Regions from separate parts of the Mus musculus genome. Here region 1 is linked to region 2. Evidence: chromatin loops called from intact Hi-C (ENCODE). Cell type or tissue: heart. All regions are shown on one strand. Links, peaks and the distances in the headings refer to the core of each region. The heading gives the core; the rest is flanking DNA. Region 1 holds the start of Syne1 (spectrin repeat containing, nuclear envelope 1). Region 2 holds the start of Gm30617 (a long non-coding RNA gene).

What was found. Peaks named below come from ENCODE experiments on the same cell type or tissue, not always from the same donor. Only the 100,000 strongest peaks of a DNase experiment are listed, where the experiment ranks them.
Region 1: a loop joins it to region 2, with 4 times the contacts of the local background. A loop is called at or near these places in 10 of 42 quality-filtered maps.

The regions. Positions count from the first base shown.
Region 1 is chr10:5,473,969-5,489,839 of GRCm38, forward strand. It overlaps Syne1 (spectrin repeat containing, nuclear envelope 1), which reads right to left and starts at 14,346. Exons shown (of 146, transcript NM_001347711.1): 1 at 14,148-14,346. The coding sequence starts at 14,187. In heart, for the core only: a CTCF peak has its summit at 6,290 (motif pointing right); no DNase peak of the experiment used is centred there.
Region 2 is chr10:5,780,873-5,796,743 of GRCm38, forward strand. Gm30617 (a long non-coding RNA gene) reads right to left here and starts at 10,639. Exons shown (of 3, transcript XR_380053.1): 1 at 10,442-10,639; 2 at 10,075-10,205; 3 at 3,960-4,002. In heart, for the core only: a CTCF peak has its summit at 6,247 (motif pointing left); no DNase peak of the experiment used is centred there.

The sequences.
Region 1 (15,871 bases), core at 3,945-8,944, 310 kb before region 2:
CGGAGCTCGTGTCTCTACGTGAATATGTATCAGAAGATGGCCTAGTCAGCCATCATTGGGAAGACAGGCCCCTTGGTCTATACCTCAGTACGGGGGAATACCAGGGCCAAGAAGTAGGAGTGGGTGGGTAGGGGAGTGGGGGGGGGGGCTGGGGAGCTTTGGGATAGCATTTGAAAATGTAAATGAAGAAAATACCTAATTAAAAAATAAATTTTAAAAAGTATTTAAAAAAAAGAAAGAAAAGAAAGAAATCTGGAACCATAGATGCAAGCATCAGCAACAGAATACAAGAGATGGAAGAGAGAATCTCAGGTGCAGAAGATTCCATAGAGAACATGGGCACAACAATCAAAGAAAATGCAAAATGTAAAAAGATCCTAACTCAAAACATCCAGGAAATCCAGGACACAATGAGAAGACCAAACCTACGGATAATAGGAGTAGATGAGAATGAAGATTTTCAACCTAAAGGGCCAGCAAATATCATCAACAAAATTATAGAAAAAAAATTCCCAAACCTAAAGAAAGAGATGCCCATGAACATACAAGAAGCCTACAGAACTCCAAATAGACTGGACCAAAAAAGAAATTCCTCCCGACACATAATAATCAGAACAACAAATGCACTAAATAAAGATAGAACATTAAAAGCAGTAAGGAAAAAGGTCAACTAACATATAAAGACAGGCCTATCAGAATTACACCAGACTTCTCACCAGAGAATATGAAAGCCAGAGGATCCTGGACAGATGTTATGTAGACCCTCAGAGAACACAAATGCCAGCCCAGGCTACTTTACCTAGCAAAACTCTCAATTCCAGTAGATGGAGAAACGAAAGTATTCCACGATAAAACCAAATTCACACAATATCTTTCAAAGGATAGTAAAGGGAAAACACCAACACAAGGACAAAAAATTCACCCTAGAAAAGGCAAGAAAGTAATCCTTCAACAAACCTAAAAGAAGACAGACACAAAAACAGAATCCCAACTTTGACAACAAAAATAACAGGAAGCAACAATTACTTTTCTTTAATGTCTCTAAACATCAATGGACTCAATTCCCCAATAAAAAGACATAGACTAATAGACTGGATACACAAACAGGACCCAACATTCTGCTGTTTACAGGAAACCCACCTCAGGGAAAACGACAGACACTATCTCAGAGTGAAAGGCTCAGACTGAAACAATTTTCTAAGCAAATGGTCTGAAAAAACAAGCTGGAGTAGCCATCCTAATATTGAATAAAATTGACTTCCAACCCAAAGATATCAAAAAAGACAAGGAGGGACACTTCATACTCATTAAAGGTAAAATCCTCCAAGAGGAACTCTCAATTCTGAATATCTATGCTCCAAATACAAGGGCAGCCACATTCATTAAAGAAACTTTAGTAAAGCTCAAAGCATACATTGCACCTCACACAATAATGATGGGAGACTTCAACACCCCATTCTCACCAATGGACAGATCCTGGAAACAGAAACTAAACAGAGACACATGGACACTAACAGAAGTTATGAAACAAATGGATTTAATAGATATCTACAGAACATTTTATCCTAAAATAAAAGGATATACCTTCTTCTCAGTGCCACATGGTACATCCTCCAAAATTGACCGACCATATAATTGGTCACAAAACAGGCCTCCACAGGAACAAAAATATTGAAATTTTCTCACGCATCTTATCTGATTACTATGGACTAAGGCTGATCTTCTATAACAACATAAATAAAAGAAAGCCAACATTCATGTGGAAACTGAACAATACTCTACTCAATGATTCCTTGGTCAAAGATGAAATAAAGAAAGAAATTAAAAACTTTTTAGAGTTTAATGAAAATGAAGCCACAACATACCCAAACTTATGGGACACAATGAAGGCAGTCCTATGAGGAAAACTCATAGCCTTGAGTGCCCCAAAAAATATACTAGAGAGAGCATACACTAGCAGACTGACAACACACCTAGAAGCTCTAGAACTAAAGTAAGCAAATTTACCCAAGAGGAGTAGAAAGCAGGAAATAATCAAACTCAGGACTGAAATCAACCAAGTGGAAACAAAAAGAACTATTCAAACAATCAACCAAACCAGGAGCTGGTTCTTTGAGAAAATCAACAAGATAGATAAACCCTTAGCCAGACTAACTAGAGGGCACAGGGACAGTATCCTAATTAACAAAATAAAAAATGAGAAAGGAGACATAACAACAGAACCTGAGGAAATCCAAAACATCATCAGATCCTACTACAAAAGGCTATACTCAACAAAACTAGAAAACCTGGATAAAATGGACAACTTCCTAGACAGATACCACATACCAAAGTTAAATCAGGATCAGATTAAAGATTTAAACAGTCCCATTTCCCCTAAAGAAATAGAAGCAGTCATCAGTAGTCTCCTAACCAAAAAAGCCCAGGACCAGATGGATTTAGTGCAGAGTTCTATCAGACCTTCAAAGAAGAACTAGTCCCAACTCTACTCAAACTATTCCACAAAATAGAAACAGAAAGTACTCTACCCAATTCATTCTATGAAGCCACAATTACTTTGATACCTAAACCACACAAAGATCCAACAAAGAAAGAGAACCTCAGACCAATTTCCCTTATGAATATTGATGCAAAAATACTCAATAAAATCCTCGCACACCAAATCCAAGAACATATCAAAACGATGATCCATCATGACCAAGTAGGCTTCATCCCACCGATACAGGGATGGTTTAATACACGGAAATCCGTCAACATAATCCACTATGTAAACAAACTCAAAGACAAAAACCACATGATCATCTCCTTAGATGCTGAGAAAGCATTTAACAAAATTCAACACCCCTTCATGATAAAAGTCTTGGAAAGATCAGGAATTCAAGGCCCATACCTAAACATAATAAAAGCAGTATACAGCAAACCAGTAGCCAACATCAAACTAAATGGAGAGAAACTGGAAGCAATCCCACTAAAATCAGGGACTAGAGAAGGATGCCCACTTTCTCCCTACCTATTTAATATAGTACTTGAAGTTCTAGCCAGAGCAATTCGACAACAAAAGGAGATCAAGGGGATACAAATCGGAAAGGAAGAAGTCAAAATATCACTATTTGCAGATGATATGATAGTATATATAAGTGACCCCCAAAATTCCACCAGAGAACTCCTAAACCTGATAAACAGCTTCTGTGCAGTAGCTGGATATAAAATTGACTAAAACAAATCAATGGCCTTTCTCTACACAAAGGTTAAACGGACTAAGAAAAAAATTAGGGAAACAACACCCATCACAATAGTCACAAATAATATAAAATATCTTGGTGTGACTCTAACTAAGCAAGTGAAATATCTGTATAAGAACTCCAAGTCCCTGAAGAAAGAAACTGAAGAAGATCTCAGAAGATGGAAAGATCTCCCATGCTCATGGATTGGCAGGATTAATAGAGTCAAAATGGCTATCCTGCCGAAAGCAATCTACAGATTCAATGCAATCCCCATCAAAATTCCAACTCAGTCCTTTCAACGAATTAGAAAAGGCAAATTCATCTGGAATAACAAAAAACCTAGGATAGCAAAAACTAATCTCAACAATATAAGAACCTCGGGTGGAATCACCATGCCTGATTATAAGCTGTACTACAGAGCAATTGTGATAAAAGCTGCATGGTACTGCTACAGTGACAGACAGGTGGATCAGTGGAATAGAATTGAAGACCCAGAAATGAATCCACACATCTATGGTCACTTGATCTTCGACAAGGGAGCTAAAACCGTCCAGTGGAAAAAGACAGCATTTTTAACAAATGGTGCTGGCACAACTGGCAGTTATCATGTAGAAAAATGTGAATTGATCCATTCTTATCTCCTTGTACAAAGGTCAAGTCTAAGTCAATTAAAGACCTACACATAAAACCAGAGACACTGAAATTAATAGAGGAGAAAGTGGGGGAAAGCCTCGAAGATATGGGCACAGGGGAAAAATTCCTAAATAGAACAGCAATGGCTTGTGCTGTAAGATCAAGAATTGACAAATGAGACCTCATAAAATTGCAAAGCTTCTGTAAGGCAAAAGACACTGTCAATAAGACAAAAAGGCTACCAACAGATTTGGCAAGGATTTTTAATCAATCCTAAATCTGATAGGGGACTAATATCCAATATATACAAAGAACTCAAGAAAATGGACCCCAGAAATTCAAATAACACCATTTAAAAATGGGGTACAGAGCTTAAAAAAAATAATTCTCACCTGAGGAATACCGAATGGCTGAGAAGCACCTAAAAAATGTTCAACATTCTTAATCATCAGGGAAATGCAAATCAAAACAACCTAGAGATTCCACCCCACACCAATCAGAATGGCTAAGATAAAAATTTCAGGTGACAGCAGATGCTGATGACGATGTGTAGAAAGAGGAACACTCCTCCATTGCTGGTGAGATTGCAAGCTTATACAACTGCTCTGGAAGTCAGTCTGGCATTTCTTCAGAAAATTGGACATAATACTACCAGAAGATCCAGCAATACCTCTCCAGGGCATATACCCAGAAGATGCTCCAACTGGTGATAAGAACACCTGCTCCACTATGTTCATAGCAGCCTTATTTATAATAGCCACAAGCTGGAAAAAACCCAGATTTCCCTCAACAGAGGAATGGATACAGAAAATGTGGTATATTTACACAATGGACAACTACTCAGCTATTAAAAACAATGAATTTATGAAATTCTTGGACAAATGGATGTATCTGGTGGATATCATTCTTAGTGAGGTAACCCAAACACAAAATAAGTCATTTGATATGCAGTCGCTGATAAGTGAATATTAGCCCAGAAACTTAGAATACCCAAGATATAATTTGCAAAACACAAGAAAATCAAGAAGAGGGAAGACCAATGTGTGGATACTTCATTCCTCCTTAGAATAGGGAACAAAATAGCCATGAAAGGAGTTGCAGAGACAAAGCTTGGAGCTAAGACGAAAGGATGGACTATCCAGAGACTACCCCACCTGGGGATCCATCCCATAATCAGCCACCAAACCCAGACACTATTGCATATGCCTGCAAGATTTTGCTGAGGGGACCTTGGTATAGCTGTCACGTTGAGGCTGTGCTAGTGCCTGGCAAATACAGAAGTGGATGCTCACAGTCATCTATAAGATGGAACACAGGGCCCTCAATTGAGAAGCTAGAGAAAGCACCCAAGGAGCTGAAGGGGTCTGCAACCCTATAGGTGGAACAACAATATGAACTAACCAGTACCCCCAGAGCTCGTGTCTCTAGCTGTATATGTAGCAGAAGATGGCCTAGTCAGCCATCACTGGGAAGAGAGGCCCCTTGGTATTGCAAACTTTATATGCCGCAGTACAGGGGAATGCCAGGGCCAAGAAGTGGGAGTGGGTGGGTAAGGGAGCAAGGCAGGGGTGGGTATAGGGAACTTTTGGGATAGTGTTTGAAATGTAAATAAAGAAAATATCTAATAAAAAATAACTTGATACAATTTGACTTTATTTTATGGTGCCCAACTGGTTAATATGCAAAATAAATTAGTTTTCACACCAACTGGGGATGAGGTAAGGTGAAAAAGTTAAGAGTCAAAAAGAGTAAAATTAAAATATATAGTCAAACTATGGCTTAAGAAGATGTTGGAGCCATGTGTACTCCTTTGTTGATGGCTTAGTTCTTGGGAGTTCTGTGGGGGCGTCTGGTTGGTTGATATTGTTGTTCTTCCTATGGGGTTGCAAACCCCTTCAGCTCCTTCAGTCCTTTCTCTTATTCTTCTATTGGGGACTCCATGCTTAGTCCAGTGGCTGGCTAGGAGAGAGCGTCCTCTGTTTTTGTAGTGCTTTGGCAGGGGCTCTCAGGAGACAGCTATATCAGGCTCCTTTCAGCATGCACTTCTTGGCATCCACAATAGTGTCTTGGGCCTTGTCATGCATCAATGGGAGGAGAGGTCCTTGGTCCTATGAAGGCTTGATAGATGCCCCAGTGTAGGAGAATCATGAGCGGGGAGCTGGGAGTGGGTGGGTGGGTGTAGGGACATCCTCATAGAAGCAGGGGAGGGAGGGTATGTTAGAGTGTTTCCAGGAGGGAGGGAAACCGAGAAAGGGAATAACATTTGAAATGTAAATAAAGAACATATCCAACGAGAGAGAGAGAGAGAGAGAGAGAGAGAGAGAGAGAGAGAGAGAGAGAGAGAGAGAGAGAGAGAGAGAGAGAGAGAGATTGGAAATTTCAGTAACAATTCCAGTCTGGCCAGTCATGTAATGGCCACCAGAGGGCAGTATAGCTCCCAGCTGCTTGAGGATTGTGGTGACATCCTGACTCTGTCAATAGGGAAGATCCAGATTCCCAGGACCCTATGCCTCTTCGGTTCGAAGGGAGTTCCCTGAAAGATAGCATCTGCTATCACTAGTGGGTGCCAACCCAAAGACGGGCTTATGTAAGCTTATTTGTAATGTACTTAAGTTTATTTTTTAAAATATAATCGTAACAACTAGTGAGAACCTATGTGACTGGCGTAACATTGCAGATATTCATCACTTTCGTTATCCAATTTAAACATTGTAACAACTCCATATCAGGCTCTCCCAATCTATCACCCACATGTTGCTAGGAGAATGTGGCACTCCTTGCCTCTAAGCCTTTTCTTACTAGATTCTAAGCAAAGGAAAATGTTTAAAGACATTGTAAGGACAACTGAGCCTTTCCTACCCCCCCCCCCCCCCCAGTCTAACTGACTTACTTTAAGATACTGGGGCTGTCAAGGACAATCAACCTGCCCAAGGTAGTGCCACCAGAGGGCACTGTAGCTCCCAGCTGTTTCAGGATTTTGGTGACATCTTGACCCTGTCGATAAGGAAGATCCACAGATTCCCAGAACCCTATGCCACTTCTGCTCGCATATGACAAGCCATACACATTTGTCTACCACCCACACCTGGGTCTCCAATCACTTCATTCCATTCTCATGCACAAATTGACAAGAGAAGTTTCCAAAATATTTTGAGCCAGCAATAGGCAGAGTAGATACTATTCTAAGCCTAGACATGGGGTATCCAAAATAGTGTCCCAGCAAGAAAATGTGTAGCTCAAGTGAAATCCTTCTAGCACTCTGTCTCTCTTTCCCACGCTAGCAATGATTTGGCTAGAAACCAGCTGACTGGTAGATTTAGCTGCTTACCTATGCTAGATATATTCCACCATCTTTCTGAGCTACAGAGTACCCGCCCAGTGACATTTTGACCCCGTCTTTTCTTCTCTAACATTGTTTTCCATCCTAATTCTCAGGCTATCACATTGCTGCTCTGGGTCCGTCAACAGGAAACACAATGCCACCAGATGTTCTTGGAAGCTGGCTCCCATGGGAGTCCATGGTGTCATTTCCGTTCCACACATCCACCTTTGCTGCTGCTTCATAATCATGTGTATCTGTGGAAACTGTCGGGGAACAGGGGAGGGTTTCTGGAATGTGCTCTCAGTAACTACAATTTCAGGGGTATGAGAGAGGCAGTGCTGGGGTGGAGGGAGATGCCAAACCGGGACAATTTTATCCCAGAAGCTGGGGTAGTCTAGAGTGACTTTCTCAACAGAAGCAAGAAACAGCTATTATGACCACTGATCAGCAGCAAGATATGGGCTGGTCCCCGGGGAGGGGCTGGATTCCCCAAAGGCTGAAGGTGAGTCCCCAGGACAGACTAATCTGGTAACTTTGGCAAGATGAAGAATGAGTGACTCCCAGCTGAAGGAATCACCCAGTCTGTATGACAGAGCACTAGCTTGTTAGTCCCAGTGTGTTGTGTGTCACATTAGACACATTACATTCACAGCATCGCCCCAGGTATCCTTGACGCCAGAGCCAAGCCTTTATCATGTGGAGGTGCTGCCCATTCCACTTATTTCAAAGGGAACAGTGTGAGTCTTGGATCCAAATGAGTGTGCGCACACACACACTGGGTAGTGCAAGGAAAACGGGAGGACCACACCTGTTAGGAGCCTGGCAGTCACAGCAAGCTGTCCAAATAGACTAAGTCCTTTATCTCATTTACTGCTTGGAATCCTTCCTTGCCAATCTCTATCTTCCTGAGCCTAACCAGCCTTGCCTGATGTGCCTTTCTATACTGAGAGCCAGAAAGTCCACCCTTCTTTCGGCTCCTACCAGAAAACACCAGCACCTGGTAGCTTCCTCTGCTTTCTTCCTGGCCTCCATATTGCTGCCCATCCGTGCTTGATGTCTCTGTGCAGGTAATGCTACTGTCTCAGCTTATCCAGGAGCCCAGGGAAGTAAGACCCGAGCAGTTGCCAAGGAGCAACACACAGGCAGGATCTCAACCAGAGAGAGGGAGAGAGAGAGAGAGAGAGAGAGAGAGAGAGAGAGAGAGAGAGAGAGAGAATAGGTATGTGCATGTGAGTGCAGGTGACCTGCTGAGGTCAGAGATATTGGATTCCCTTGAGCTGGAATTATTTGCAGTTGTGAACCTACATAGGGGATCAGGGGAGCAGCAAGAGCTGAGCCATGCCATCTTTCCAATCAGCCAGCCAGCCTGCTTGCTCTCTCTCTCTCTCTCCCTCTCTCTCTCTCTCTCTCTCTCTCTTTCTTTCTTTCTTTCTTTCTTTCTTTCTTTCTTTCTTTCTTTCCTTCTTCCTTTCTTTCTTTCTTTCTTTCCTTCTTCCTTCCTTCCTTTTTTCCCTTCTCTTTCTTTCTTTCTTTCTTTCTTTCTTTCTTTCTTTCTTTCTTTCTTTCTTTCTTTCTCTCTCTCTCTCTCTCTTCCTTCCTTTCTTTCTTTCTTTCTTTCTTTCTTTCTTTCTTTCTTTCCTTCCTTCCTTCCTTCTTCCTTCCTTTCTTCCCTTCTCTTTCTTTCTTTCTATCTCTCTCTTTCTTTCTTTCTTTCTTTCTTTCTTTCTTTCTTTCTTTCTTTCATTTCGGTTGTTGGTTTTTTTCAGACAGGTTCTCACTGTATAGCTTTGGATGACCTAAACTCGCTACATAAATCAAGCTGGCCTCCAAGTCATCAGGTTCATCCTGTCTCTGCCTGCCACGTGGTAGGATGTGTTACACTACCCCCAGCCTCCAGCCCTACTTCTATCATTTTTAATTACACGTATGTGAGTTTATCTGCCTGTAGGTTTGTGGACATGAGTGACAGTGTATGTCATGGAGGTCAGAGGTGAGGGATCATTCTAGAACTAGAGTCACAGGTAAGCCACTCCCTCCATGTGGGGGCTGGGCACTGAATTCTGAACCTCTGCAAGAGCAACGGTCTTTATTAATCAATGAGCGATCCTTTCAGGCCCCTAAGAAGACCACGCAAGGAGGACATGTATTTTTGCCTACAACTTCCTTTCTCTAGCTTTCTACACATCCATCAATCTCTGTCTTAAACCAGCTACTTTTAAAAGCACAGGAGCATAGGGGATGAGTTTAAAAGAGTTTGCTAGAAGACAGATTTCATCAATGCAGACAGGAGGGGAGAGAAGGAAACAACAAGAATAGGGCTCATTAGCTAAATATTCATTTATTAACAAAGAAACTGGGTTGTGTTTTTTATTATGGGACTTGACTGTACTTTTGGTTATGGTATTTATATCTATGTTACTCCATTTGCAAAAAGCATAAGAATGCTTTAAAACCACATTCTTATATTCTCACCCCCAACCCAGCATTTTAATACTATGGATTTAAGAAGGCACACGATTCCATGGAAACTCTGAGTGATTAGAACCAAAGGAATCTTCATTGAAATCTGGCTAGATATAAATAAACTCACACCACTTAATAAGTGTATGATTAGGACCATAAAATATGGTCAAAGTACACAGTATGCATGACTAAAATTTTCAGAATCTAAAGAAACTGGAAGACTGCAAAGATTTGGTATGTTTGTGTGTAGCCAACCAGCATACTTCAAGTTTTAATCAGTCTTGAGTACATGGAGTATTTTATTTAAAAAAATTTAAAACCTGTATCAAGAGCAGGCTCAGGCCAGTAGCCTGTATTGGAGCAGCAGAGAACTAGCCTGTCTGAACTTGTTTCCCAGGGAGAGGGACTGGCTCAGCTACCTTTCTATGTTCAGTAAATTAGCACTGAACAGTTTCTTGTGATGCTACAAATTCAGGCTTCAGGACTGCTCCAGTGGTCTCAGATCCAGTCCCACTCCAGCAGAGGCAGGTTTTCATGGACTCAGCCAAAGGCCCACCCTAGTTTCAGGACAGCCACTGTGGACTCAGGCACTGGAATACTTTCTGTAGGCCACATTGCCATGATCACAGTAGGCAATAGTTTAGGCCCACCTCAATGGTATAAGGTGCTGAGAATGCACCTAGGTGCCCACGCAATGGATCCATATGTTCTACAACCCAAGCACCAGTCCATCCTGCTTTAAGACACCAGAGCATCAGGTTGCTATGACGTGATGTCCCAGGGCAGTTGCCCTTCCCTGAGGAGAAGGAAAGGGGGTCTTGGGAGGCAGGAGTTTGTAAGGATGGGACTGAGAGAAAAAGAGAATGGTTTGTGATAAGAATGTAAAGTGGAAAAATAAATAAATTAGCAGGGGGAAAAAGACACCAGAACAAACCCCTTAGCTGATTTGCCTACAATCTACAGACAGGCTGACTGGTGGGTGAACAGCTTTGTCTGTGAAGACTCAAAGAAGTGCCAGTGACTTCTGTTTCTCAGGGACCAAGAGAAACCCAGAAGGTTTGCAAATGATTATTTTGCAAATGACACCATCAAAAAAGCAAAATAAAGCACTAGTAATCAACTCTAAATGGAGACTAACAAACTGACGAACAAATAGTTCAACGTATTTTTAAGTAAGGAATAAGAACATTTCCAGATAAAAGATGAGGGAGTTCATCACTTCTAGGTCTACCTCACAAGAAATGCTAAAAGGAGTTGCTCAGATAGAAACAGAAAAAGTGTAACAGGGTGAAAATATGAAATCAGAAAATCATTATAAAGCTAACAGAAATCAAATTTAGAACACTCCGTACTGTGATGGCCAGGTAAAACTAAGGCAAAAGCTAAATAAGTATTCAGGACAGCTATGATTATAATAATGTGTAAAGAGTTCAATAAAAAGATGTGAATTGTGATATCAATAACAAGTGTGGGAAGAAGAGCTAAAGCAGGTTTTCCTCATACAGTCAAAGGTACAATGATAGGATGTTTCCTATACATCTCAGGATAACCATGGTAAGCAATGCTGTGGTAAGCAACCATCAAGTCACAAGAGAGAAGACAGACAGAGCAGAAATGGGGGCTGCAAGGCAGTCAGGGGACAAAGTGGAAGAAATAAGTTCTTACTTACTAATAACTATAACTATATCACTATATCACTATATATATATATATACATATATATATATATAATTACAATACATAAAAATTCTGGGGGGATTAAGATATTCTACACTAGATGAACTTAAGAGCACACATAGGCTTCAGGTGAAGGGATGGATTAACTGATTCCATGGGAGTTGTGAAAAAATCAAGGGTTACTACATATGTATCAAGCAACATATACTTTAAGTGTGAAATATCACTTAGTATATAATGACAATAGGGTCCATTTATTAATAAACTATTAGATATCTATGTATACTACTTTAAAATTCAGAGTACTTAATTATACACAATAAATACCAACAAAAATGAAGGTTAACATAGATTTGCAGTGCAATGATAATAGCAAAATTCAATATTTTATTTTCAGAAATAAACAGGTCATCGTAACAGAAAAATAAAGAAATGACAACTTTGGGGACCGCCTTAAACCATCAAAACTAAAACAAAGGACAAATGCATAGCGATAACTATCGGAAAAAACGCAAAACTGGCTGAATCATCTTTACTAATTTCACATTACCTTACTACAATAATCAAATTGTATAATACTTGAATAGACACTGAAACAAACAAGGGAACGAATAAAAAAAACAGAGAAAACCGTCATGCAGAACACAGGGAGTTAATCCTTTGACAGGGCACCAAGACTACACAGTGGAGAGGGAGTCTCTGCAATCGAAGGTTCTATGTGAACAAGGGATATTCGTGGGAGAATTAAGCTGACTTGTACATTTAATTACACACAGAAGTCAAATAGAAATGGAACAGGGAAGGGCTGGTGAGATGGCTCAGTGGGTAAGAGCACCCGACTGCTCTTCCGAAAGTCCAAAGTTCAAATCCCAGCAACCACATGGTGGCTCACAACCATCCGTAATGAGATCTGACACCCTTTTCTGGAGTGTATGAAGACAGCTACAGTGTACTTACATATACTCAAAATAAATAAATCTAAAAAAGAAAAAAAAAAAAGAAATGGAACAGGGATTTAAACATTTCTAGTCCCGAAGCTATAAAACTACCAGAGGAACAAACAAGGTAAAAAGCTTTTTGACATTGGTTTGAATAGTAATTTTCTGAAAACCATTCTCGCACAGAAAAGTCTAAATGAAATTATATCAAACCACAAAGTTCCAAAATGTGTGTTTGGCAAAGTGAACAATACGCAGACTGAAGAGTCTTGTGGATAGGGAGAAGACATCCACAAACCATACAGCTGATAAGGGGTTAATATCCAAGATATGCAAGAAACCAAAGAACCTCAGAGCAAGAAACACACAACTTCATGTAAGAGGGGCAAGGAACCTGCCCAAATATTACTCAACAAAGGGCATCAAGGTCAAGAACGAGGAGATGAGAAAGTCAACAACAAACTGTTAGAGGGTGCAAATCAAAGACACAATGTAATGCTGACCTGCCATGTGGGGTGGCGGAGGTTACCAAATAACTGAAGAGAAGGGTCAAGAAAGATGGAGAGGAAAGAAAACACCAGTTCTCTTGCAGCTGGGAGTAAGTTTAGTGCAGCCATTATGGAGAATGGTGTCGAAGCTCCTTATGAAGTTGATACTTGAACTTGATACAATTGGACAACCTCAGCTCTAAGAAGCCACCTCAGGTCATGAAGTCAGTATGTTAAAGAAATGGTATCTACTCTCCATGTTCATGCAGCATTGTTTATGTTATGCAAGTTTGGAATCAATCTAAATGTCCATCATGGAATAAATGGATAGATAAAAGATCTAGATAGATGATAGATATATTATCAACAGATAGATATAAATAGACAGCTAGTAGAGAAATAGAGAGACAGACAGAGAGATTTATTCCAGTTTCATAAAAGGGTAACTATCATTTGTGACATTATGAGAGAGCCACGTTATGGTGAGTGAAATAAGTCAAATACAAAACGACAAAGACTACGTAATTTCACTTCTGTTTAGAACCCAAAGAAGCTGGATTCACAAAGGAGCAGAGAGATGACTACAGGTTGTCAAAACTGGGGTTTGATGAGAATGGGGATATGTTGCTGTGTCTAAAGGATGAACAAAACCTGCTGATTTACTGCACAAATGCTGAGCACAGTTAGTAATTAATATTAGATGCTTTAAATTGGCAAGAGTAGATTTTAAATATTTGCAGCACACACACAGTAACATTGTGATGACATGTTAATTATGTTGATATTGATAATCACTCTGTATGTTGATGAAAACATTAACTTGTATACATTAAATATATACTATTTATTTGCCTACTGCTACTCAATAAATCTATAAAAATCAGAAAAAATAAAGATACAATGAAGTAAATTCCATTATATTCACATGAAGACATAAAATATGTAAAACACCTAAGAGTTAGAATATTTAAAGCCATTAAGTAAGAAATAAAAAGAAAAATAGATCCATGAGGAGACAATGAGGATTCTTGTCCTGTGACTCAGGTTTCAGTAGCATCTATATTTAGTTTAAGGTATCACTCAGCGCTACCAAATGGCCAACCTTCACGCACTGATGTCTTAGGTTTTAGATACTAATGAAGGATCATAGACATATTTTTGCTATTTAGGTTTTCATTATATTTAGTTTTTTTAAGTTTTCCAAAGCCATCAATACAATTAATACCATTCGCTTCTATTCATTTTAGATTCCAATACAATAAGAAGAAAAAAAATACCTTAAACTTTCTGAGTTGTTTTAAAGTCTATTCCAAGCACTCTTTACAGGTTTTTGGGACCCTGGCTGGTGTTAGAGGTGGAAATACACACTCACACACATCCCAACCACGGCAGCAAACAGTACCTTTGATCACACCTGGAGTCCTGTAGATCCTTTTCCTCATAGTCCACCTACTTTTACGGACTTTAGGAAGTTGCCTCAACTCAATTGCTATCTAAACCAAACATAGTTCTCACTAAGGGAACGTCAGTTCTCTTTGCAGCTCCTCCTTCAAGGGTCACTATAGCAACACGTCTGTGCAGGCATTCTAGTTCCTAGTTCCTCAGCCTTACCCCCTGTGTCCGGACCAAATGCCCAGCTCCTGTGCCAGCTCCCCTGCAGGAGCTGTGTGCACATCAATTTATGAAAAATGCTTTAGTGGCATTTTTCAAGGTAGGACAAAAAATTAATAAAAATATAAAGCCAGTCTCCATTGTATAATTCAGAACTAGGGTTTTTTGTTTGTTTGTCTGTTTGTTTGTGTGTTTTTTTCATGTTCCACTCTTATTGCTAATTCGATTATGCAGTCATTTCACAGTTTATATAACCATCAAATCTCCGCACACTGTTTACCTTGAAGCACATGGTTTTGTCGATTAAATTCTAACAAAGCTAGAGAAATCAAACCACCAATAACTTTTAAAGGTGTTTGTTTGTTTGTTTGTTTGTTTAAAAATCATCTGGGTTAAATAAAAACACACCTAGAATACTTGCTTTAGAAATTTGTTCTCAATTTTAATTTTAAGCCATAGGAGAAGAAACCGTGTGAATTTTTTTGTAGACCGATATCTCAATGCTGTTTGTTTGATTTGTGTTTGCACGGGTATAACAGTGTTTATGTTTAATTTGTTAAGTCAGCTTCCTGAGTTTTCTACAAACATCTAATTCTGACATACGCATTAAATCTACATTTAAAATATTTGCTATGAAAATTGGCATGGTAAAATATTATATAGTTTTAAAATTTATTAGAACAATAATAGAGAGGGTTTTTAATTATTTAAGCATAGAAAGTGTTGGTTAGGAGCTCATATACGAGGCAAGTGTTTGGAGTGAAAAGGCTGAAAGGGTGTTTTAAAGTTCCATATAAGAATACCCAAGGCAGTTCAAGTTCAGGTCACCAAACAAGAAATGTTCACAGATGTGTTGGTCTTTCTAGGACTCAAATAAAATAATTCCGTGGCCTGAAACTTCCATACAAAACAGAAATCAAGCAGAGCCATACCCGTGGCTGTTAACCTGATGCCAAGCAAAACAAGATGAATCCAATTCATTTTCTTTTTCCTCTTAGGATAGTGATGCTTATTGTTAATATTAAACTTGTAGATACCCTGGCGTTCTTAGAATAAAAGATGTTGACTACTCCAATGGCTGACGGGAAGACAATATCTAGTCTTCAGGAAGGCAGATGGTACCGCTCATTTTCTCACCAGTAGCTCTGGGACTTTGGGAAGGCCACATGCCTGACTCAGACTTATAGTAATCTTATTTACTATGAGACTTTAAGGAGCTGAAGAGCCTCTTTGTGCCTCAGAACCATTACAAAGATTTCATTTGATGATTTAACCATTTAATATTTTGAGATTTTATTTATATTTTGTTTTATGCATATGGATCATTTGCCCGCATATATATGTTTAACCCACGCATGCAGTTCTTGTGGAGGGCAGATGAGCATGTAAAATGCCTTTACAACTGGAATGCCAATAGTTGCCAGTCAACATTTGTGACCTGGGGTCCTGGGTCCTCTGAAAACAGCAAGTGCTCTTAACTGCAGGCCATCTCTCCAGCCCCTCACTGGATGCTTT
Region 2 (15,871 bases), core at 4,284-9,283:
AGGTGTTGAATATGAAAAATTACAGTTTATGTAGAACCTTGTAATTAACTTTCATTTCAATGAGATTATGGTATCTGTTTGATACACAACAGTTTATATTTCTCTCTCTCTCTCTCTCTCTCTCTCTCTCTCTCTCTCGTTTTGTTGGTTTGGTTTGGTTTGGTTTGGTTTGGTTTGGTTTGGTTTGGTTTGGTTTGGTTTTACGAGACAGGGTTTCTCTGTGTAGCCCTGGCTGTCCTGGAACTCACTTTGTAGACCAGGCTGGCCTCAAACTCGGAAATCCGCCTGCCTCTGCCTCCCAAGTGTTGGGATTAAAGGCATGCACCACCATGCCCGGCCCTGATACAAATGAATTTGCTCATATGATCCCAGGAAGTTATGGTAAACCCTGAAATACTGCATTTCCTTGAGTATCGGTTCATTGAGCATCCAATTCCAGATTCCAACATTTCAAGTTTCCCATTTTCCTTATCACATAGGTGCTACATATTAGAGCATCTTGGATCCCATTTCAGCTTCCCTTACCCCACTGATGTACTTACCCAAAATAAAGGGACATCATCCTTAAGAAAAGGATAGTGTACAAATTGAAACACTCCCTCCTGAAGTGAGGAGAGGGATTCTTTAAGTCTGAAAGTAAACTTAGAAGGCTCAGGAAGTAAACAAAACTTACAAGTCTCAGGGAACTCCCATAACAAGATTCCTAAGCCTCTTCTCCAAGTAAGGAGTAACAATGGCTTGGAAGAAGAGGCTCTCCAACCAGCTAACCTGGCTGCCAGTCACACAGGGAGCTCTAAGGATGCAGTTTTTGTGAGGTTTCACCAGGGCTATGGTGCTGCTGTTGAGTCATCTATACTTTCCTGTTGTACTAAAAATTAATCGGGGGTTTATATCCCACTTTTGATCATCCAGTTCCCAAATAAAAGACATAAAACCTTTAAATTTATATTAAGGCTTAATAACACTAGAGCTGGTTAGATATCAACTCTCTAAGTTATTTTGTCTACTTCCCTGTCCATTACCATGAGATATAACCTGACATGGTCCACTTAAACTGCTCATACTCCAGCTGGCTGTCCCTCATGGCCATGTTCTCAAGATACACATGGAGTCTTCCTCTCACCTCTCCTCTCTCATTCTTTTCCTCTTAGTAGTCTCTGCTTCTGACCCCAACCCTGGAAACTGAAGCTCTGCCTACCTCTCTTCTGCCCAGCTACAAGCTGTAGTCATCTTTATTTAACCAACAGTTTTAAATTTAGGAGAAAGGTTACATAGCATCATTTCATGTACTGAGGCAACCTGATCTTGGAGACCAGTATTTAGCATTACAATACATAGCAAAAGACCAAACCTCAACACTTCCATACTTTATTTGACAAAAGCTAGAGACATCTGGGAAGAGGGAATCTCAATGGAGAGGTCGCCTCTATCTGCTTGGCCTTTGGACATGTCTATGTGGCATTTTCTTGATTAATGATTGATGTAGGAAGACCCAGTCCATTGTATGTAATGCCATACCTGGGCATGTCCATTTTATAGAAGGATATCAAACTCCCCTGCTGTGATTTTTTTCCTTATAGTATTGCTAGTATTTGATTTGTTTTTGTTTTTGTTTTTGTTTTTTTTTTCAAGACAGGGTTTCTCTGTATAGCCCTGTCTGTCCTGGAACTCACTCTGTAGACCAGGTTGGCCTAGAACTCAGAAATCCACCTGCCTCTGCCTCCCAAGTACTGGGATTAAAGGCGTGCACCACCATGCCCAGCTGCTAGTATTTGATTTTATGTTGTTGACCCACCTCCATTATTGTTGTATGTTATGTTAAAAATATAATGTCAATTATGCATTGTAAACAGCTTTTGAGCAAAAATGATCCAATCTAAAGTGACTAAGGACAGTCTTCATTTTTTAAAGATTTCTTTGTTTATTTTATGTGGATGAGTGCTCTCTGCATCTACACCTGAGTGCCAGAAGAGGGCATTAGATCCCACTATAGATGTTTGTGAGCCTCGATATGCTGGAATTGAACTCAGGGCCTCTGTAAGATCAATCAGTGTTCTTAACCATTGGGCCATATCTCCAGCTCCAGAAAATTTTCATTTTGAATACATTTCCAAGCAGGTCTTGGAATCACTAAGTCCAGGGGAAACAGAATGCAGCCTCTACAGAGTCACCATCTCCGACAATCTGTGAAAAACAGACATCATTTGGGCTACTTCCACATAAACGTCTTCTCTCTGCAGGACAAAGTTCTCTCTGTACTAAAGTAAGTATGGAACACCAACTTACATAAAGCTGTCCTTGTTAGGTGAACCCACCTCAGCGATGCCACTTGGTGTTCTTACTTCTCCTTTTGCTGTAAGGAGGGGAGTTCTTGAGGTCACAGTGAGCTAGCTGGGGCTGCCGCACATTCAGCTAGAGTATGGAGAGAGCAGCAGGGATGTCAGTCTCTAGCTCTGCGTGAGTTCATAGATGTTGTAGAGTAATAAAATTCTGCCAGTTTGGTTTTAAACCACATCAGGGATAATTTAAGAGATGAATGAAAAGTCAGGCAGAGAGTCGCATGCCTCTAATCCCAGCACAAGACATAGTGGTGGGAATTCCAAAAACACAAGTTTGCCATCTAACACATAAAGCACACAAGACCAGCCAGCTTGGATTGCATAAGAACCTATCTCATAGCAGATAGTCCTGTATAACGTTAATCACAGCACTCCAGAGACAGGGGCAAGCATAGCTCCGTGATGTGGGGGCCAGCCTGGTCTATGTAGAGAGTTCTAGTCTAGTCAGGGCTACATGGTAAGGAGGGAGAGAGAGAGAGAGAGAGAGAGAGAGAGAGAGAGATGATTGCTTATATTTATATTTTAGGTGAGATATTTTCAAGTCAGTGGTGCAAATCACTATCCGTGTACAGTAATCTAATTTGTATTTTCAAATTGAGAAATTCAATTTTGCAGACAAGCAAAAATGAATGAAAGAAAATCTTTAAACCCTTGAAAGACTTCACCTTTATGCACCTATTGTTCCTAACCTGGTGTTGCTAGACATCTGGCTGAGACAGTCCAGTGCTAGCTTTATGTGTACAAGATAATGTACGGGGCCGAGATGGAGCTCGGTGCTGAAGTGCTTGTTTAACCTGTGCAAAGCCTGGGTCAAGCCCCAGTACTGCAAAAACAACCAGTTAAAAAAAAACAAAACAAAAAGCCAGGCATGGTGGTGCACGCCTTTAATCACAGCACTTGGGAGGCAGAGGCAGGCGGATTTCTGAGTTCGAGGCCAGCCTGGTCTACAAAGTGAGTTCCAGGACAGCCAGGGCTACACAGAGAAACCCTGTCTCGAAAAAACAAACAAACAAACAAACAAACAAAAACCAGAGTATTTATAAAGATCTGTATGCATTCACAGACAAGTCAGACAGACAGACACTTATAGTCACATATAGTCACACATGATCACACATATACACACAAATATTCACATGTGTATATACTCATGCATACATGCATATACACACACACTCATACACACTCTCACACGTACTCAGCCATTCACATACACACACATATGCACACTCACATATACATTTGAAGGTTAAATGTGGACACTACAAACTTTTGAAATAGCAGATATCATAAAAACTACATGCACTTAAGTTGCATGTAAAATACCATTAAATGATGCGTGTGAATAAATATACATACAGCATATATTTTATAAATAGATATTTGTATAAAATGTTTGTATAATATATATACATACACAAAATGCAGTAAGCAGCAGAGATTTCCCTGTGTATCTCCATGGGACTGAATCATATATGCAAACATCACTTCAAGTTTCTTCAACTCTTCATAGGCAGAGGAGTTTTATAACCCAAGCCAAGACATCTGTCCTGCCGAATGACAGTTCCCTCGATTTCTGCCTGGCCATTTGCCTCCAGCTTGGAATTTTAAAAACAGGTCTTGGTGATTTACACGTAGAGCAGAATGTAGCCTTGACAGATACCTATAAATAAAGAGAAGTAAGACCTTTCATGTAGGCAAGCCACACAAGAAATCTCCCTGCAAATAAACTGTAGAAACTTGGTCTACAAGAAACTTGATGTACACTCCCTGGCATGAGTGTAAGGCTCTAACAAGAAGAAATAAATGCATTTGCAGTGTTCACTTTCCAACACAACCATGCAGAGAGCACCGGTCTCCCCTGCAGCTTTCTTTTTGAAATTTAATGCTGCCTGGGATGAGTTTTCTTCTAATGCTGTGCTTTTTGAAATGTGCTAAGATGGCTATTTCTTGGTTAAAGGGGATCAGCCTTTGTACAACTCAAATCTGCAGTGGAACCCTAATTAGCTAAATGGGGCTGCTCATGGCTGCATCAAATCACCCAGGGATGGTGTTTAAATGCCCCTTTCCTATTCTTTAGGTATGAAAAGAGACTGCACTCCTAGAAAGTTCTCATAGGATGCTGTTCTTGACCAACAGACAAGACAGTGTACTAAAGAACTAAAAGTTTTTAGCCACAGTTCCCAGTTTCTATTCTCTAACTCATAGGCATTCAGCAAACACTAATGTAACATGGGCTGTGAGCCAGCCATTCTGCTCTCCCGAAATGTTAATTTTATTTTATTTTCTCACTTTCTCCTCCTCTTTCTCCTTCATGAGATGTCTCTCTAGATGTCCAGGCTAGCTTTAAATTTACTGTTTATCATAGGCTGACTTTTGAACCTTACTGCCTCAGCTTCCCGGGTGCTGAAATTATAGATGTGACTAACACACCATCGTGTCCAGCTTCTAAGCAGCTTTTTAATGTGTTTCTTTTTCCTTGCATTTCACAGATGCCATTTGGTTATGGAAGATAGTTGGGAAATGCCATTGTGGAAATCTGAGCTAGGAATATTCATTAGACCTGAGCGTTCTAATGCCTAAAGTTAATTTTTTTTCCTCTCTCCCACCTAAACACTGGTGGAAATAAACCTCAAAAAGTATTACTGCAAGCATTACCTCACCTCCTTCCTCCTAAACAGTACAAAGACTCAGCCAGGCATATCTGTTATCAGATTCAGTCAGATGTTCATTTTCATAGAGTTGCTGAATCTATCTTCAAGGTAATCAAAGAAAGTGATAGTGTTTAGGGTTAAACAGATTTGGATTAAGGCACAATAAACTCCATCTATTTGTGAGATCTGGAGAGTTGTATCTACTCCCTGTGTTCTTACATGTACATGTAGATGTATGTGCTAGGTTTCCCTCACTATGAAAAATACCCAAGAAAATAAATTTAAAAGAAAGACATGCGTATTTTGGTTCATTGCTGTAGAGGTTTCAATCCATGATCACTCAGCTCTGTAGCTCTGGGCATAGTACAGAATATCCAGAGTCCATGCCTCCTCATGGTGCTCAGAAGCAAAAAGGAAGTCCCGATACCCCCTTCAAAGACATGATTCCAATGACCTAGCCTCATCCCACTAAGCCCTTCCTACTAAATATCCCACCTTCTCCCGATGGTGTCATGGGCTGGGGACAAAGCTAACCTGTATGACTGTGGCAGGCCTTGAGATAAAAACTTCAGCAAGGAGTTAGTAACCCTCTGCTTGTTGAATGGCTAATTGTTAAGAACCTGCAATGTGCTGAGTATTTTTCGAATACTTGAGATAAATCAGTGAGCAAAGGAAATAGGATTCACCTTCTTAGACGGAAGACAAAGGGGTAGGAATAACACATAGAAATAGACACTTGTATACATACCTGACACACACACACACACACACACGCAAAAAAAAAAAAAAAAAAAAAAAGACAAAAATAGTAGCTTTATTTACTATCTTTTGACTCTTTGCTGTATTCCGGTAGGCCCTAGGTAATACAGACCTATCATTTCTGTAAACTCCGTAGGGACTCTCCCTTGAATAGAGCACACTACACACCAGTCTTATCTGTAAGAGTGTGAGGTATGTCTAAACTCCCTTAATACTCACAGCTGCCCAAAAGGCAAGGTTGCTGCTTTCCTTTTACAAGGATGAAAAAACCATTGCTCAGAGGGGGAAAACAAACAAACATGCCCCAAACAGATTCTCAAATCATGGACATGATGACTAGCAAAGCTGTACTCTAACTCCAGAGCTTGTCTCTGGGTCCTCTCAACAGCAAATCTTCAAAGCAATGATATCCCAGCCATTTGAAAGAAGCACAAAGAAGTTTCATATCAAACACTGAAGAAGACAGTTGCAAGCTGGGCCTTAGGTGGGTTGGTTCTGCCCTCTGGTGGAACCACAGAGAGAGGCAGGACTAAGAGACCATTGACGACAGAGGAAGGGAAAGAAGTCACCCCACGTTCTCGGCTCTTCCAAAGTTTGAACAGTCATGAAAAGGACAGGGAACTCTAAAAGCAACACTTAGGACTATGGGGCGAATACCCATCCTGAATTTAAGCAGGTTCATTTCATGATCATGCTTGGACTGATTATACTGAACTGAGCCTGGCAAGCGATAGCCTACTCATAGCCACTTGCCCTTGACTGTGGGAATTTATGTGGCAAGTTTCCTCAAAGTTCTGTCACATTGAGTCCCTCCTGATGCTGGCCCATAATGTCTTATTGGGAGTGAAATAATCCTTTTCTCATATTTGGCCTTTGTCCACTTATTTTATGAGAGCAAATGAAGCAAACCTAGGAAAGTATCTATAGTTGATACAGTTCACACCTTAATTAACCCAAATTACAAAAACTCTCATAGACACGCTCAGAGTTCAAAACATCCTAGACAATTCTACACTGATAACTCAAAACCAGGTGCCTGTAGACTATCAGTCTCAAATGCAACAATTCCACATATCATAAACTTTGCTCATCAGTGCAGAAAACCATTAGGATACATAAGGAACATGAGATTTGTCTCAATATTTTGTTAACATACTATTATAGTACTTATGTTAATTCAATATAAGTATACACACTTTTCAAACATATGTGTGTAATGCTATTTCAGTTTTTGGTAGGGATCAATGAAAATGTGAATGTGACATAATTTTGACTCTTAACAATAAAAATTACCATTGTAAACCATAAATCTCCCTTAGCTGAACTCCATGCTGAAGAACGTTAAATTAATGAATCATGAAAAAAAAAAGAATATAAAGTGAGTTTCCAAGTACCTCACATAACACAGATTTTCCCACAACGTTCTAGCCACACAGGCAAAGCACTGAAGGTAAAGGAGACGAGTAACATTTGGAGCAATAAACAGCAGAGGTTGAAATTTTACTAGAAATAATTCTAAGTGAAACGGATTTTGTTAGTGTTAAAGAGACGTGATCGCGACTACAACACACTCCCTCTCAGGAATGGATTGTTAGAAAGAAATGAATGTGGTGTTCTTATCCAGCTTGAGTTCTTAAGGCTTATGAGTCCCTAGGACGATGCCCCACTGGCGTAATTGACACTCCGTGCTCCTTCTGTCAGCTCCCCAGTGGGATAAGACAACTCTTTGCTCACCAAGTTGGTCTAACACCAATGGGTGTCAAATGTAAGCCCGCTGCTGCAAACCGGCAATAGCTTGGGGTTTCTCAGACAGCCCCTACACGGGTAAGTTTCTGAGCTCCAGCAGCTAGGAAGGGTGGGAAGGGCTGCACACCCCTCTTCCCTCTGTACTTCAATCACAGACATTCAATATCCCCATTTCACATAGGCCAGAGGGCTATTCCTTGGAGTGATAAGAAACCATCACCTTTTAACCACTCTCTTAGGCACTCTCCTTGTCTCTTCCCAACTGGGTCCCAACAGAATATAGGGGTGGCGTAAATATTGCTTGTGCATCTGTGTCCCGAGCATCTGTAGGTTCGTGTAAGCGCTGGTTTATTTGGGGGGTGGGAGGATCTGCTTGCCTCCATCTTGGGTCTAGCATATCAGTTCAGCAGTAGCCTGACCCAACAATGCTCTCCTCCTTTGTCATCTTACAATCTCCTGTACTACCTTAAAGGAGTTTTAATCCACCCTTTAGAACAAGGAAGTCAGTCATGGATACAACTGAAATACTTTTGCTTAGAAAGTATGAGCCAGTGTGGAAGCAAACACTTAAGCCATCTATTATTATCTGTATGAAGTTTAAAAGCTGGGTTCTCTGATGGAACTCAGACGTAGGCTCGGACGTAGGCTCTGCATTTGACTTTACCCAGCAAGCTCACATTGTATACAGAAGGAGCTCAATAGATGTTCTAACTAAGAACAAAGGAATAACTTTTAAAAACTAAGGTAACACTTTGAAGTTATTTAAAGGTTCATTGGTTCCATACTGGAACAGCTTATTTTATCTGGCAGTAAGTCTATCTTCCCTAGTTGTCCTACTGAAGACAAAAAGCTTTTTCATTATCAGTAGCACAGTAATACAGATGAGAAAAAATTTAACACAAGATTATTTTGGCTATAAAAATCACAAAGTCGTGCCAGGCGTGGTGGTGCATACCTTTAATCCCAGCACTTGGGAGGCAGAGGCAGGCAGATTTCTGAGTTTGAGGCCAACCTGGTCTACAGAGTGAGTTCCAGGACAGCCAGGGCTACACAGAGAAACTCTGTCTCAAAAACCCAAAAAAAGAAAAAATCACATAGTTATTGGAAGGGATTCCTTCATTTTGACTGTCATTATAATAATTAACATTTTGGCCATAAGAAACTGAAATGCTAGTTACGTTTAGTTATTTATGTCACAATTGTTTAGTATTTCTCTTGTGTTTTCTAGTTTAACCATTGTATCAATAGTATAGGTAGGCAGTCTTCTCTTTTCTATATGCTTTGAAAACAGCTTATCCATGTTAAAAAATGATTTTGTCCAAGGTAAAATAGTGAGAAAGAAGTTGAAGCCACCAGCATCTGATGAGGAGGAATCAGGTGCCACCACTGTGTCACAGGGGCTTTGGAAAAACAAAATCTCATGGTAGGTGGGAGAAATAGCTGAGAGTGTCCAGTACTCATGCATAATAGGACCAGAGTTCAGATCCAACACCATGTCAGATGGCTTACAGCTGCCTGTGACCAGGGAATGGTATACCCTCTTCTGGTCTCCACACATACATGTACATCGTACATGTACAAATAAATAAAGGTAAGCCAGGCGTGGTGGGCAGAGGCAGGTGGATTTCTGAGTTCGAGGCCAGCCTGGTCTACAACGTGAGTTCCAGGACAGCCAGGGCTATACAGAGAAACCCTGTCTCAAAAAACAGAAAGAAAGAAAGAAAGAAAGAAAGAAAGAAAGAAAGAAAGAAAGAAAGAAAGAAAGAAAGAAAGAAGGGAGGGAGGGAGGGAGGGAAGAAAGAAACAAACAAACAAAGAAAGAAACAAAGAAAGAAACAAACAAAGGTAAAATAAAATCTCTCAGTGTACCTTGCTTCTGACTCCATCTCTCTGTTGTGGATAAATTTACTTTTTACAAGGTAGCAGCTCAGCATTACATCAGCAAAACATAGTGGATATCTAACCTCAGTGTTGATTTAAGATCTTTTTAGATTCCTTTTCCTCATTTTTCTAGTAAATGTACTCTCACCGCCATATCTAGAATAAAATGATTTCTTCTAATAAAAGAAAAAAAAAAAAAACAATAACTTGAGCTCTGAACATTACAGTCCTCTAGCTTGACACATTAGTTATGGTGCCAGAAAAGACTTCTTTGAATCTCAGGTGAATGCCATAGTGTTTAATTACCCAGTAAATCTAATATATGATTGTCTCAATCACAAGATGAAAAGTGGCCATCTGATTTTGTTTTTGCTTTGTACGAAGAATATTGAACTGAAGAAGTGAGATTTACCCTTCACGTCTGAGACTAAAAGTTAAACTGTTTAAAATATAACTATTTTAATATAGCAATATATATGTACTTGATTTTCTAACCTGGCAACATAAATTGGATAGAAAAGCAATACTATTCTTCCATCCCTTTTTATATTAGATTCACAGGAATGAACACTGAAAAGGACGGCGTTGAACGCGCGCCATCTCGTGGTAAGGTGTTCAAACTGTTGAAGTATAATTTGAAGAAAAGGGGAAAATGCCATACAGTCAGGGCAGTAGAGAAACGATCCATCTCTCACCTATTAAGTCTTCAGAGGGCCTTCGAGTTGTGTTTAAAAGGCATGGCAAGATTCCTAGGCAGAGTCCTGGAAATGTTCGTCTTCTGGTACCCAACAGCGTTGGTGCGTTGTAAGTTGATCTCAGGGCTAACCTGTGAAGACAGCATTTGATTCTATGAAGTGGGCAACAGCGAGGTTGAAAACACCCATGCGTATGGGCACACTGGGGTTTAGCAGGATCGCTAATCCATCATTCCCGACATCTGAGAGGAGAGTTGACTGATACACAGGACTGTCAAATCTGAAGGGTCTTCACGAAGAGTAAGGTCTCAGTTAATCTGCATCTGCCGTCAAAGTGTTATCCAAGGGACACAAAATAGTCATTCACCTCACACTCCAGCAGGATGATGAAACACGGGTCGTGGGTAACGCGGGCTGCTCTCCGGCTTGATCAGAGGGGCCATGGAAGGGAGTCGCCGCCAAGCTGAATGTCCAGCTGGGATCTCACTTGGCCACTGCCAGCCTCTTCTGAATATAATGTGTGTTCTTACTCGAACACGCACCAATTAGGGAATCCTGTGGTCTAGATTTTAATCCAGAGAGCAGGGTCAACCGGGTCTTACAAGAAGTACAATTCTCCCACTCTTCTCAGAATTGCAGACTAATCATTGACTCTAAACATAAAATTATACCGTGTACAGCTGGGCTGGTAAGATGGCTCAGCTGGTAAAGGTGCTTGCTGCCAAGCCTAACGACCAGAGTTCATCCCTTGGCCCCACGGGATACCAGAAGAGAACCAACTTCCACAAGTTGACTTTTGACCTGCACATCTATGCCCTATAGCAGGCTTGTACCCACCCAAATAAATAAATGTAATGATTTTTTTTTAATGTAAAGTTTCTAAAAATGAAGGTGGAAGAAAATTGCTGTGTAAGTAGATTATTACTTACTACTTAGCTATAACATGAAAAACGTGATCTATAGAAGGGAAATCATGGGCCAGAGGTCACCTGCCACGATGGTTCGCTACTCTCTTGACCCAGAAAACCCCACAAAATCATGCAAATCACTTTAAGAACACCGGGGAAACTGCCCAGGCCATCAAGGGTATGCATATCCGGAAAGCCACCAAGTATCCGAAGGATGTCACTTTAAAGAAGCAATGTGTGCCATTCCGGCAGTATAATGGTGGAGTCTGTAGGTGCGCCCAGGCCAAACAGTGGGGCTGGACACAGGGTCGGTGGCCAAAAAAAGAGTGCTGAATTTTTGCTGCACATGCTTAAAAATGCCGAGAGTAACGCTGAACTTAAGGGTTTAGACGTAGATTCTCTAGTTATTGAACATATCCAGGTGAACAAGGTACCTAAGATCGCCGACGAACCTACAGAGCTCATGGCCGGATTAACCCACACATGAGCTCCCCCTGCCACATTGACATCATCTCTCACTGAGAAGGAACAGATCGTTCCAAAGCCAGAAGAGGAGGCTGCACAGAAGAAAAAGATATCCTAGAAGAAACTGAAGAAACAAAAACCCATGGCCCGGGGATAAATTCAGCATAAAATAAATGCAGATAAAGTTTTAAAGGGGGGGGGGGAGGTCATTTGGAACAATAGGGAAAAAATGAAAATGTTTCTTCTAAGATGCTAACAAATTGAAAGACAAGAGACAGGTGAATAAAGCATCTGATCAATAACACGGAGCCTTCACAGGACCAAGGGCCTCTCCTCCCACTGATGCTAGATGAGGCCTCCTCTGCTACATATGCGGCTGGAGCCATGAGTCCCTCCATGTGTCCCTCTTTGACTGGTGATTTAGTCCCTGGGAAATCTAGGGGCTCTGGTTGGTTGATATTGTTGTTCTTCCTATGGGGTTGCAAACTCCTTCAGCTCTTTCAGTCCTTCCCCTAACTCCTCCATTGGGGTCCCCATGCTCAGTCCGATGGTTGGCTGCAAGTATCCACATCTGTATTGGTCAGGCTCTAGTAGAGCCTCTAAGAAGACAGCTTAAGAAACAGTATCAGGTTTCTGTTAGCAAGCACTTCTTGGCATCAGCAATAGTGTCTGGGTTTGGTGTCTGCAGATGGGATGCATTCCCAGGTGAGGGAGTCCCTGGATGGCCTTTCTCTCAGTCTCTGCTCCACTTTTTGCCCTTGCATTTCCTTCAGACAGGAGCAATTCTGAGTTAAAATTTTTGAGATGGGTGAGTGGCCCTATCCTCAATCAGGGGCCATGCCTAAATTCTGGATATGGTCTCTACAGGTTCTCCCTCCCCTTTGTAGGGTATTTTAGCTAATATCATCCCCATTGGGTCCTGGGAACATCTTGCTTTCCTGTCTTCTGGGACTTTCTAGTGCCTACTCCCAGTTTCCCATCACCCATTGCTACACACCTCTGTTAAAGTTCATGACCCTCTGTACTTCTCCATCTCCTCCCATTCTTGATCCTTCTTCCTTCTTTTCCCCTCTCCATACTCTCTTCCTCCCAAGTCTCTCTCACCGTCTACCTCCCATGATTATTTTCTTTCCCCTTCTAAGTAGGACTGAAGCATCCACACTTTGGTCTTCCTTCTTCTTGAGCTTCATATTATCTGTATCTTGTATCTTGAGTATTCCAAGCTTTTTGCCTAATATCCACTTATCAGTGAGTGCATCCTGTGTGTGTTCTTCTGTGACTGGGTTACCTCACTCAGGATAATATTTTCTAGTTCCATCCATTTGCCTGCAAATTTCATGAATTCATTGTTTTTATAGCTGAGTAGTACTCCATTATGTAAATATACCACATTTTCTGTATCCATTCAACTGTTGAGGGATATCTGGGTTGTTTCCAGCTTTTGGCTATTATAAATAAGGCTGCTATGAACATAGTGGAGCATGTGTCTTTGTTATATGTTGGAGCATATTTGAGGTATATGCCCAGGAGTGGTATAGCTGGGTCCTCAGGTCCAATTTTCTGAGGAACTACCAGACTGATTTCCACAGTGGTTGTACCAGCTTGCAATCCCACCAGCAATGGAGGAGTGTTCCTCTTTCTCCACATCCTTGACAGCATCTGCTGTCACCTGAGTTTTTTTTATCTTAGCCACTCTGACTGGTGTGAGGTGAAATCTCAGGGTCATTTTGATTTGCATTTCCATGATGACTAAGGATGTTGAACATTTCTATAGGTGCTTCTCAGCCTTTTGAGTTTCCTCAGTTGAAAATTCTTTGTTTAGCTCTGTAGCCCATTTTTAAATAGGGTTATTTGGTTCTAACTTCTTCTTTGTATATGTTAAATACTAGCCCTCTATTGGATGTAGTATTGGTAACGATCTTTTCCCAGTCTGTTGGTTGCCATTTTGTCCTGATGACAGCGTCCTTTGTCTTACAGAAGCTTTTCAGTTTTATGAGGTCCCATTTGTCCATTGTTGATTTTAGAGCATAAACCATGTGTTCTATTCAGGAAAATTTCCCCTATGCCGATGTGTCCAAGGTTCTTTCCCACTTTCTTTTCTATTAGATTCAGTGTATCTGGTTTTATGTGGATGTCCTTGATCCACTTGAACTTGAGACATTGACCTATTCTAAGTTTACAGTGCATTTGCAATTTTACAAGGGAGTTATATCATGCTAGGTGTATTTTAATGTCCTGGCTATTGTTTCATTTGGACATGAGACATGATTTATGTCAAGGTAGCAAATCACTGGATTGTGATGGCTATTCCTGCTTGTGAACTTGACTACATCTGGAATGAAGTACAATCCAGAAATGGAGGGCACACTTGTAATTCAGATCTTGAGGTGGGAAGACAGGCATCTGACCCAGATCTTGACATGGAGATCTTGAGGCACAGTGGCTGTGAAAAGTTTAGGCCCAGGCAAGGTAGTATACGCCTTTAATCCCCAGAGACTGAGGCAAGCAGCTGTCTGAGTCCAAGGCCAGCCTGGGACAAAGCAAATTCCAGATCCAAGCTCAGTGGTTCACACCTTTGATCTGGGCCTCACCTTCTGCTGAAGGCCACATAAGGACTTTGGGAGAGAAGGACTACTCACTTCCTTGATTGTTTGCATTTACTTGCCAGCACATCTGTTGGAACCTACTTCTACAGAAGACCAATCCTGGGATTGAGTGACAACTAGATGTTTGGACTTCCCATTCACAGCTGCCCATTGTTGTGTTAGCTGGACTTCAGACTGTAAGCCATTACAATAAATTCCATTAATATAGAGAGACATTCCATTGATTCTGTGACTCTAGAGAACCCTGAGAAATGCACCAAGTACCATGGAAAGATGCTCATCAGCCGTCCATCATCAGGATATAAATGAAAGCTGTAAGAAAGTACCAGTACTGCCCTGGCAGCACAGTGGCAAAAACCGCAGGCTGTACTGAGTGTTGACATACATTTCTTGAGAAAAGGGCACCAATTTGGGAAATATTTTCATGCATCCTTAAAAGGTAGGTTACTTTGCAATTTGTGATAAAACACTACAACCAGAAACAATTTGGGGGAAAAAAGGGTTTGTCTCAGGTTGTGGTTTACAGTTGTGGCCCATCAAGAAGGGGAGGCAGGGCAGGAGCTCAGGGCAGGAGGTGGATGCAGCATCCGAAGTAGACCATGAAACAGCAAGTACTCCTTTGCTCTGTGGCTTGTTCAGCTTCCTTTTGACTACACCCAGGGCCCTGCACACTGGTACCACTACCAGTGGGCTGGGTTCCCCCCCCCCCACACACACACACACACAAATCAAGAAAATGCTCCCCAGGTTCATCTATTGACTAATCTTATGGAGGCATTTTCTCAATGGAGGGTTTCCCTCTTCCTAGGTGGTCCTAACTTGTTTCAAGTTAACAACAAAAACAAAAACCAAACCAAAAGGAAACAAAACAAAAACAAACAAAACTGAACTGATCTGAACTTACCAGCACAACAACGTAGAGATATTGATATTCTCTTCAGAAACTAATGTACTGAATTAGAAGCTCCCGACAAGCCACTGAGCCAAAATTCTGGTAACAAAGGGGAGAGACTATCTCATAAAAAGAAGTCGGGGCTGGAGAGATGGCTCAGCAGTTAAGAGAACTGACTGCTTTTTGAGAGGTCCTGAGTTCAAATCCCAGAAACCACATAAGGCTCACAACCATCTGTAATGGGATCTGATGCCCTCTTCTGGTGTGTCAGAAGATAGCAACAGTGTACTCACATAACATAAAATAAAAACAAACAAACAAACAAACAAAAAGTGCATCTTAAAAACAAGAAAGAGGTGACAAGGCAGCTAAGCTTAGAGAAACAGAAAAGGCAGTTAAGGGTTGGAAGCCCACATACCATTCCAAGGTATGGAGACCCAAATGCCCAGGACTGTGTGTGCACCTGGGTAAAGGCGGGTGCTGGCACTGCCCCGGAAGTCTCACTTGCAATTCACAGCTACTTGACTTCTTTTCTGGTAGTACTGCAGCTACTTAGTAAGGCACCCCACCCCCTTCACCAAACTAGAGGAGATCTCCATTACAATAAATATGCCAACCAAAAGATGCAGCCCAACAGGAGGCAGCCTTGCAGCCTAACTCCTTTGAAAGCTCAGGAAAGTTATGGAAAATGTCGAAGTATGGAACAAATAACTTCAGTCAGGCTTTAAAATTCATCAATGATCTTAAAAGGGATCAAAACAAAACCAGTGGAATGAAGAAGGCAAATCAAGATGGGGGGACGGGAACGGGGAAGATTCTGATTTAAGAAATAAACAAACTACAGCAACAAAACCCAGAAATCTTAGGCTCAACAGATCAGATAAAGGGCTTGTTTTGTCAAATTGACCCAAGTTAAAATTGTCCGA